Regions from separate parts of the Homo sapiens genome. Here region 2 is linked to region 1. A link is a loop called in an ENCODE intact Hi-C map of the cell type or tissue named here. Cell type or tissue: K562. All regions are shown on one strand. Links, peaks and the distances in the headings refer to the core of each region. The heading gives the core; the rest is flanking DNA.

Region 1 (5,387 bases), core at 332-5,331:
CATCATCCTAAGCAGACTAACACAGGAACATAATACCACATGTTCTCACTTGTAAGTGGGAGCTACATTGAGTACACATGGTCACAAAGAAGGCAACAACAGATACCAGGACCCATCTGAGAGTAGAGGGTGGGAGGAGGGAGAGGATCAAAAAACGACCTAATGGTTACTATGCCTATTACCTGGGTGATGAAATTATCTGTACAGCAGGTAATCTGTGACTCAGTTTACCTATATAATAAACCTACACATGTACCCCCTGAACCTCAAAGGTAAATTAAAAAATAAAGATTAACAGCTGAATATTTAAAAAGTAAAAGTGGGTAATAAAGAGTACTTATAAGATACCAGGCACAGTTCCAAGAACTTTAAAGCCATGAACTCATTTGCTAGTACCTTCTATAGCAGTATATGACATTTTACCTTCCCTTCAAATCTGGGATCCTCTGGCAAACTCTCACTTCTTGTCTCAGCCACTGCTCAGAAGTCCTCATTTGTTCACCTTTGTACTCTCTATTGAATAAAGGTTTTTTGTTTTTTTTTTTGAGACAAGAGTCATTCGTCACCCAGGTTGGAGTGCGGTGGTGCAATCTCAGCTCACTGCAACCTCCGCCTCCTGGGTTCAAGCGATTCTCGTGTCTCAGCCTCCCGAGTAGCTGGAATTACAGGCATGCACCACCATGCCCATCTAATTTTTTGTATTTTTAGTAAAGATGGGTTTCACCATGTTGGTCAGGCTGGTCTCGAACTCCTGACCTCAACTAATCCACCCACCTTGGCCTCCTAAAGTGCTGAGATTACAGGCATGAGCCACCATGCCTGGCCAAGATGGGAGTCTTAACAGTGTCCAGGTCCTGGATATTCATGTTAAAGAAGCTGAATTCAGCCTTCCCATGGGTGGTAATCTGAGTTGATAAAACTGCCTGTGGAAGTCTAGTTTCTAAGAATATGACAAAAAAATCTCTAATATGTTAAGGGACAAATGAAAGAGAAACAAGGTTTTAGATACTGCAGAGACTGGAAAAATATCTGCTCTTCAATAACTGAATAGCCTACTTTGGATTCCAAATTCTCATACTTAGGTCAAAACTTGAGAAAATAATAAACTTCTTCTATACATGAACTTGTACTGTATCTTCTACGGTGGGAAAAATAATTCTACTTGTCTGGCTTCTAGAGCTTAGCTCACTCACTGGAATGCCAGCAGTGGCCCTCAGGTGACAGAGCTTATATAAGGAGCTCTCTCCAGAGGAGATGAGAGTCACACCATAGATCACCACAGAGAAACCAAAACCAGCTAGTATTATAAGCAGAGAATTATCTAAGTCAAAGTACAGAAAGGAAAGATATTTTGTGTTGGAAATATTCATAAATAAATAGGTGAGTTGCTGGTAATGCATTTACAATTCAATCTTAAGTGTGGTGCTGTCGGTATCTGTCCTTTAGGGTTTAGTAGGTAACTAACCTTTTCCTACTCAGTATGTATTTTGCAGCTTTTGACAGATGAGAAGTTTGCAGGAGACCCCCAAATGTTTTTAAAAAGAATCTCTAAGCAAATCTATAGTGACCTTTTCAAGGGCCAAATTGCTAAAAGCAAAATTGAAGGAACTAGTTGTTCTCATCTCTCAGTGAGAAACCTGAAGTGAAAACAGTTTTTTTCTCCTTCTATTTAAAATTAGTATCTGGTTTAAGTCACATATTCCAAGTATGAAAACTGAAGCACAAAATAGGTTAAAAAAAAAAAAAAAAAGGAGGGGAGAAACTAATCTGAACTAGCTTTCAAGTATTAATGATATTGTTAATATCATTGGTGTTAAAAACTTTTCACTAGAAATTTCTGTCACTATGGGTCCATCTGGGATTGTTTCTATACACTGTATGTATACAATGTACAATGTACCTAGGAAGATATTACTTGCCAAAGTCCCACAGCTAACTAAAATCAGATCTGGGAGTCTTCCTTGTCCACTGTTGTTTCCTTCACATCACTGTGTGAACAACTGTGTTTCAAAGCAAGTCATATAATTCCCCCCAAACATTTACTATATAAAATTGAAATACAAAAATCAAGTGTTTATATTAACTCTATGTGAAGAGTGTTTACAATTGAGCCAAGTACTGTACTATAATTAATTTTTCTTACACCACACTTTGCACTGGAATTGCTTCTGGCTTGCTTAGCTTAAAAAAAAAAATTCTGTCACAAATTTTACACACAATGTCTGCTTAACTTTTTTTTTTTTTTTTTTTTTTGAGACAGTCTCACTCTGTTGCCCAGGCTGGAGTGCAGTGGCACGATCTCGCCTCCCTGCAACCTCTGCCACCCGGGTTCAGGTGATTCTCCTGCCTCAGCCTCCCAAGTAGCTGGGATTACAGGCACCTGCAACCGCACCCAGCTAATTTTAGTAGAAATGGGGTTTCACCGTCTTGGCCAGGCTGGTCTTGAACTCACCTCGTGATCCACCTGCCTTGGCCTCCCAAAGTTGTTTGCTTACCTTTTAATGAAACTATCATTAATTGTTCTAATACCCTCCATAAGTATCTCGTGGTATAACCGATTAAATAGCTAAGTGACTTGTCCAGATAGTCTGAAATTTCACTCAGTAGTATGGGTTCTTTTTCATTCAACCAAGAGACTACTGTTTTTTGTTTTGTTTTGTTTTGTAGTTCAGGGAAATTTTCCCCTAGTATTACTTTGATAATTTACTAGGGAAATTTTCCTGTAGTATTACTTTGATAATTTATTATCCTCCAATGCCTTTTGTCCTCTTTTTTGTAACTTTAGGCAGATTTTGTACTTCCTGGGTTGATCATCTAACTTTCTTAATTTTCCCTTCTACTTTACATTTCTTTATATTTTTCTTTTACTTGCTGGAAGAATGAACTACATCTTCCAGCCTTCTCATGCACTACTTTATTTCAGCTATCATATTATTTCCAAGCATCGTTTCTTGTTATCGATTTGTTCCTTCTCTCTCTCGCTTCCTTTGTAGGCATGTTGTTCTTGTTTAGTGAATCCAGTGTCTTATCATCTGAGACCTATTCATGTTTTCTGTTTTGTTTTTTAGTTCTTTCCTATTGCCTGTATCATCTATTTCTTCCGAGTTCTTTTATTCAGTTCATTCCTTTTAGCTTTTCTGTTGTCTAATGAACACAGGCCATCCAAACGAGGCTTAGTGTGCACGGGTCATGTTCAACTGTAAATTCAATGAACAGTGATCAGATGGTGAGCTCACTTTTTGCTTGGGGAAACCACAATTGCAGGTTATCAGCAGGTCCCTTCTGTGATGGCAGTAGGCTCTCTAGAAAAGGACCTGCTGAAGTCCAGACAGAAGAGTTCGAATCTAGCTGCAGGCATTCTAAGATGAAGGCAGGTGAAGAATGCTGGCTGGCTGGCTTGCTTATCAGTATCCCCCTCTGTACGCAGTTAGGCAGTGGCTCACTCAGCTAAATAGGTTCCCACTCTACCATCCCATCTATTTTTTTATTATATCTGATCCACGGTTCTCTCTCCTCTTCACTCTCTTTTTCTTTGTAGGTTTTATCTTTTTGTTATTTAAACTCCTTTAATGTCTTGTGAAGTAGGGTTTCAGGAAAGAAGAAAATATACATATAAACCCAGTCCAACATCCTCTCTTATGTTGAGATAACTATATCTCTCTTTGTGGTAACTAACGTCAAATCAAATGAGAACAAAATATTGCTGGTAAGAGACCAGCTCTTTAAGGTTTGATGGTCATGTTCATTTCAAAAAGAAATGTACTTGAATATAACCAATGGGGATAAAAGCAAAATTTTAAAAGCCCATTACTTAAAATGAGAGCAAATTGCAATTTATCAACTCAACATCCATAATAAGAGCATTCACTTATGCCATGCACTCTGCTAAGCACTTTACATAAATTATCTTAATATATTTTAATTCACTACCTATCTTGAATCCTATGAGACAGGTGTCATTATTCTCATTTGCAGGGATTCAATTAATCTGCCCAAGGTCAAACAGTAAATAAATAAGTACCAGCTCTGGAATTCAAATCCGGATCTGTCTGACATTTTTTTTTTTTTTGAGACAGAGTTTCACTCTGTCACCCAGGCAGGAGTGCAGTGGCGTGATCTCGGCTCACTGCAACCTCCGCCTCCCAGGTTCAAGCAATTCTGCCTCAGTGCCTCCCGAGTAGCTGGGACTACAGGTGCGTGCCACCACACCCAGCTAATTTTTTTTTATTTTTAGTAGAGACGGGGTTTCACTGTGTTAGCCAGGATGGTCTTTATCTCCTGACGTCGTGATCCACCCACCTCAGCCTCCCAAAGTGCTGGGATTACAGGCGTGAGCCACCACCGCGCCCAGCCTTTCTGACCAACTCTAATAGAGAACCAGCCCTCACATGAAAAGGGGAAAAACTTGTTTGGTTTTTAAGAACCTTGGAGTTCTTAAAAATATGATCACTTCCTATAGCTAAGTACTCCTGAAAGCACATTTGCCTTAGGTTTCTTAAAAATTTTATCTGTCATAAGGTAGGCCAAAAAAATGGCATTGAGTAATATCTTTTTTTGCTTAATGTAGAGGAGATTCTGTTTACTTATCCCAAATGATCCACAGACAGCTAACACTATCACCAGTATCTTAATGACTTTTGAATATATGCATAAGTACATAACAGGTACATGCATAAGTATTTGTTCATGTTAAGATCCCAATGAAGACATCACCCAACTGTTACCCAGGTAGACACTGCAAGAACAAATAAAACCAAAACCAAAACAAAACAAACAGTGATGGGGAATAAGGGGGGGAAACGAATAAATTAAAATGATAGACATGTTTCTCATTAAGTTAATATATATGAAAGCATTTGAACTAAGTCTGTAAAAATGGCAGATAATAATTAACACTTGGTAGCAAGAAACGCTTTCTGAAATACTGAAACACTGCTTGTTTCACTGTAACTTATCACCTAGTGCTGTATCTGCATAGTCTCACAATTCAACTTTATATCCAACATGGGTGTTCATTTCTATTTGGATAAAATTTACTGAAATATACTAGAAAGAAAACTGGTCTTAAAATGCAAAAGGCTCTGCCACTAATTCACTGATCTTAACTTAGTTTACTAATTAACTTCTTATTATAGTTTTCCAAATCCGCATGCACGCATGCCCACATGCATTTGACTACGTTTGCCTATGATGTCTCTAAGATCTAAAATTAAGATTGGATGAAAATTATTTTCATTTCACAAAAGAAAACAAAATCACATATAAAACAAACAATATCCCATCTGCTAAAACAAGAATGTAAGCATAACACCTTTTCAAGAAACTATAAGAAAGTTCAATAGACAAAAGTAGATGGAACATAAATACCAGAAATATCTAAGAACCAG
Region 2 (5,387 bases), core at 294-5,293, 72 kb after region 1:
GGATTAATCTCAAAATAATTATGCTGAGTCAAAGAAGCCACACAAAGAGTATATACTGTATAATTTATACAAAATTCTAGAAAATAGAAACTAATCTCTAGTGGTGGAAAAGCAGATCAGCTAATCTCCTAGGAATGTGGGTGGGTGGGCAAAAGGAGGGCCTACAAAGGGCTGAGAAGAAACTTTTGGGGTATATTTCCAGTATCTTCAGTGTGGTTATGATTTCACAGGAATATACACATGCCAAAATTTATCAAGCTGAACACTTGAAATATATGCATTTAATTTTATGTTTAAATATTAATAACTGGTAGCAAGCCTGGTTAAAATGAAAAGCAAGATCCTTTTAATGCATTAAATTTGAAAATTATGGCCACAATCTTTCTCTTCAGAAAATAGCTCTTCCAAAAGTATATCTCAATGCTAAGGATCAGAAACACGATTACTAATCACAAAGAAAGCATATGCCAAAAACAGTACTCTAACTAACCTAGTATAATATAATTTGGCATGGGAAAAAGGAAATGTGGTGGATTTCAACATTGTTAATTCAATTATAGTCCAGAGTACCTCAGTCCTCCATTAAATTTGGTAGAAATTAGATTTAAAATACTGTCATTTCATTGTTGACCAAAAAGACATTTTACTATAATCATTCAATGAGTGTCATGTGGATACCGTTACTAAAATGGACTTCATATTCTGCTTAGAATTCATGAAAAAGTCATGAAAACAGATCCAATCTAACTGCTAAGCACTGGTATGCCTTGGTGCTTTTTGTATCATATTAAATGCCACCTCTATCCCTATCTACCTGTCATTTATACTGAAGAGACGGAGAAAAATGAATTATTTCCTTAGCTAAATTTAACCATTAAGTTTTATTTTAGGCCGGGTACAGTGTCTCATGCCTGTAATGCCAGCACTTTGGGAGGCCAGGGCGGGAGGATTGTTTGGGCCCAGGAGTTCAAGACAAGCCTGGGCAATGTAGAGAGACCCCATTTCTACAAAAAATACAAAATTTAAAAATTAAAAATAATAATAAATTAGCCTGGCATGGTGGTGCATGCCTGTGGTCCCAGCTACTTGGAAGGCTGAGGTGCAAGGATTCCTTGGGCCGGGAAGGTCAAGGTTGCAGTGAGCTGTGATCATGCCACTGCACTCCAGCCTGGGCAAGAGAGCAAGACTGTCCCAAAAAAAAAAAAGAAAATTATTTTAGACAGAAGCCAAAGTGTACACTCCATCTCTATGCAGAGATTTCTAGTCTCCAAGATAATCAGTCTCAGTTCCATCATATTGCTATGAAGACAAGAATGCATTTTTAAAGAAATTAAGTTATCCATGCTGTGTCTAAATACTTTTAGGGCAGTCACAAAGAAAAATTATGCTAGTTTTGCATCATCCCAAATGGCACAACTCCAATGAATGAGTACAGGCTGTATGTTCTACCTATTAGTACATCTTTCTGTTGTCACTGCTGCCTAAAAGTGGAATGTCCTGCCTTAGGGTATCTGTTATCAGAGGTCAGGATGTTAGGATCATGATTCAAAAGTCCTACTGATAGATGATTTAGACAAACTTTATTTAAGATTCCTTCCAAACCTCAGATCTTCTTATAAGTTAAAAATAAAATCGATTTTTAAGTGCCCAATCCACTACAATTCAAAAGTCTTAAATTTCAGCTGATAAACTACAAGAAGCCAAAGGCATAGGTCTTCCAGTAACATTTTGAGTACTTTCCACTTTTCCTCAAGAAACAGTAGCTTAAATTATCAGGCCTTGACCCTATTAAATCACTCTGACATTGAATGAAAAATAAGTACTTAAATATATGTCCCATTTTTATGCATGATCATTTAATGTCAAATACCAATTCCTTTCTTCTTCTCAAAGAAATACAGATCTGTCAGGGACAAATATAGACCTGTAAGAAATCTAGTTCAATTTCCTCACTTTACAGGCCCAGAAAGGTAAAGAAACTTGACTTAAAATCACTTAATTAGTACAATGTCTATTAGCACTGCAATAAATCACTGTCATTTATTTCCTCTGTGAATACACTGTAAAGAAATGCATATAATCATTCACTTAAACAGTTTAAGTGAAAAGTCATCTGGGCAATAATGTAGCCAGTGGCGACACTAAGACTCAACACATTTTTGTTTGATTCTTGCTATTATTTGCTGGTGCTGTTAACATTCCAAGACCATAAAAGTGTAAGATGTAGTTGAGTTACAGAAGTGGGTACAGGTGAGGGTAGGTGTAAATGAGGCAAAAACGTTAAAGGGGAAAGAAGCTATTTCTAATTGCTGGAATTTCAGAATCTGCTTGTCTTAAAAAAAAAAAAAAGAGTCATGAGGCAACAAAAACGGACTACTCCTGGTAAGTCATAATGATACAACCACTTTGTAAATAATTTCGCAACTTTCTTATAAAGGTATATATACATTTACCATGCTCCCCAACAAACCCACTCCTAAGAGAAATGAAAACATGTCCAGACAAAGAATATGGCTGAAGGAGGCAGTATAGAATAGCAGTTAAGAAAAGAGGTGCTGGTTGGACACGGTGGCTCAGGCCTGTAATCCCAGAACTTCGGGAGGCTGAGGTGGGTGGATCACTTGAGGTCAGGAGTTCAAGACCAGCCCGGCCAACATGGTGAAACCCCCGTCTCTATTAAAAACACAAAAATTAGGCTGGGCACGGTGGCTCACACCTGTAATCCTGGCACTTTGGGAGGCCGAGGCAGGCGGATCACCCGAGGTCGGGAGTTCGTGACCAGCCTCACCAACATGGAGAAACCCTGTTTCTACTAAAAATACAAAAATAGCCAGGCGTGGTGGTGCATGCCTATAATCCCAGCTACTGGGGAGGCTGAGGCAGGAGAATCTCTTGAACCCGGGAGGCGGAGGTTGCAGTGAGCTGACATCGCACCATTGCACTCCAGCCTGGGCAACAAAAGCAAAACTCCGTCTCAAAAAAAAAAAGCAACCAAAACTTAGCCGGGCAGTAGTGGCGCGTGCCTGTAATCCCAGCTACTTAGGAGGCTGAGGCAGGAGAATCGCTTGAGCCGGGGAGGCAGAGGTTGCAGTGAGCCAAGATCTCGTCACCGCATTGCAGTCTGGGCAAGAGAGTAAGACCCTGTCTCAAAAACAAAATAAAATAAAATAAGATAAAAAAAGAAAAAGGAGGTGCTGCTATCAAACTGTCTTCAGGGTTTGAAATCTGGCTCTGCCACTTACTAAGTGTACTGATTTCAGACAGGTTATTCCCCTCTCTCCATGCCTCAAAAAATAGGGGTATCAGAAAGGGAAGGGGGCTTAATATTATGATGATACATTATGCTAGCAATTAGCAAGTCAGAGTTGTTTTTTAGTCAGAGGACTTTTAACTTTTTTAATTTTTTTTTTTTTTTGAGACGGAGTCTTGCTCTGTCTCCCAAACTAGAGTGCAGTGGCGTGATCTTGGCTCACTGCAACCTCCATCTCCCAGGTTCAAGTGATTCTCCTGCCTCAGCCTCCCGAGTAGCTGGAATTACAGGCACGCGCCACCACGCCCGGCTAATTTTTATATTTTTAGTAGAGACAGGGTATCACCATGTTGATCAGGCTGGTCTCGAACTCCTGACCTCGTGATCTGCCTGCCTCGGCCTCCCAAAGTGCTGGGATTACAGACATGAGCCACCGCACCCAGCCCTTTTAAAATTTTTTAATTGAAATATAATTCTACATATTTATGGGGTACATAGTGATGTTTCAGTAAATAAAATGTATAGTGGTCGGGGTAATTGGCATACCCACCATTTCAAACATTTATCATTTCTTTGTGTTGGGAACATTCAATAATTCTCCTTTTAGCTATTTGAAGCTATATGTTATTAACTATAGTCATCCTCCCGGGCCATAGAACACTAGAACGTATTCCTCCTATCTAGTTGTAATTTTGTGTCCTTTAACCCCATCTCTCCTCTCTCCTTCTTCCCCCTACCCTTGCCAGTCTCAGAGGACATTTTAAAACACATATACACACCCACAGCAACGGTAGTGTACAATACAGTATTTAAGAGTTTATGTGTATTTTGTGTATGGTCAAATAAATATAGTTTCCAATTCTGACTGCCACAGAGAATTGTTGGGAGGTTACCTCCCTGAGATTTGGTTTCACTAACTATAAAACGAAGACAATGCCACCTCAGAGAATTATTGTAAGAATGTAGTAAGATGTATAAAGTGTTTACTTATTACAATGCTTGACATATCATAGCTAAAAAACGGAAACTATTTTATTATGCAATATGCACATTATAACTAGAATGACCATTCATCCTTCTTTGCTTGTGATAGTCACAATTTATGCCAATTTTTAAACATAATTTTTTTTTTTTTTTTTTGAGACGGAGTCTCGCTCTGTCACCCAGGCTGGAGTGCAGTGGCGCGATCTCGGCTCACAGCAAGCTCCACCTCCCAGGTTCACGCCATTCTCCTGCCTCAGCCTCCCGAGGAGCTGGGACTACAGGCACCCGCCACCACGCCTGGCTAATTTTTTGTATTTTTAGTAGAGACAGGTTTCAATGTGTAAGCCAGGATGGTCTCAATCTCCTGACCTCATGATCCGCCCGCCTCGGCCTCCCAAAGTGCTGGGATTACAGGCGTGAGCCACTGCGCCAGGCCTACAACATAATTATTAATGGCCATTCTCTATCTTGATATGTTCCAGTTTCGATGATAAATTATATGGTCACCCTAATTTATAACTAAAATACTGTCAAGATTTTTCCTTTATTTAGTTCTTTGTTCTCTTATTCCCTTTTTAGTGACATTTTCTCTTTCTTATCCAACTCACTGTCCCCCTTTTCCAACCTCTCTCTTGCTCTCACTTGTTCTCACTCCCCTTATCCAGGTGCTTGGCAACCTCAATGCTGCAAGTCCAGGTTCTGTGGTCCTAAACTCCTCAGTAATGGCATGTTTTTCAAATCTTATTTTTCTCAAATTCCCATCCATCCTTTCACTGAATTCCAGAATAAAAGCTAGTGACCCTAAAAACACTACCACGATCACCAACAATGGGATTAATATTCTAGTTCTCTAAGGATAACAACACTTTAACAGGAAACTCCAAGAGAGACAACACCTTAAGCCAAAGTAGAGAAACTAACAGCATAAATGTCAGATACTGTGACAGGCTGGGTAGGATAGACCATTTGAGAACTTTACTCTTCGAATCAAATAATTTAGGTGGGTTTCTACTAAATACCTATATCAGAACAGCCCTGATTCCCTCCTTTTTGCTGGTTCTCAGACAATCCAGTCAAAATACCAAAGGCTCAAAAACTAACATTACATTAATAGTTCTTAAGGGTTTTGTCCTATGCCCTCATCTTTCACTCT

What was found. A loop is a pair of places that touch in the nucleus more often than their neighbours do. Peaks named below come from ENCODE experiments on the same cell type or tissue, not always from the same donor. Only the 100,000 strongest peaks of a DNase experiment are listed, where the experiment ranks them.
Region 2: a loop joins it to region 1, with 2.3 times the contacts of the local background. A loop is called at or near these places in 3 of 110 quality-filtered maps.

What each region holds. Positions count from the first base shown.
Region 1 is chr5:131,371,395-131,376,781 of GRCh38, reverse strand. All of the region lies in intron 3 of CDC42SE2 (CDC42 small effector 2), which reads right to left. Among named protein-coding and RNA genes, the nearest start is that of CDC42SE2, 110 kb to the right of the region's middle. RefSeq lists a silencer at 1,174-1,223. In K562, for the core only: no CTCF peak of the experiment used is centred there; a DNase peak (open chromatin) is centred at 3,341.
Region 2 is chr5:131,299,786-131,305,172 of GRCh38, reverse strand. The region is part of intron 1 of CDC42SE2 (CDC42 small effector 2); the gene reads right to left. Among named protein-coding and RNA genes, the nearest start is that of CDC42SE2, 38 kb to the right of the region's middle. In K562, for the core only: no CTCF peak of the experiment used is centred there; no DNase peak of the experiment used is centred there.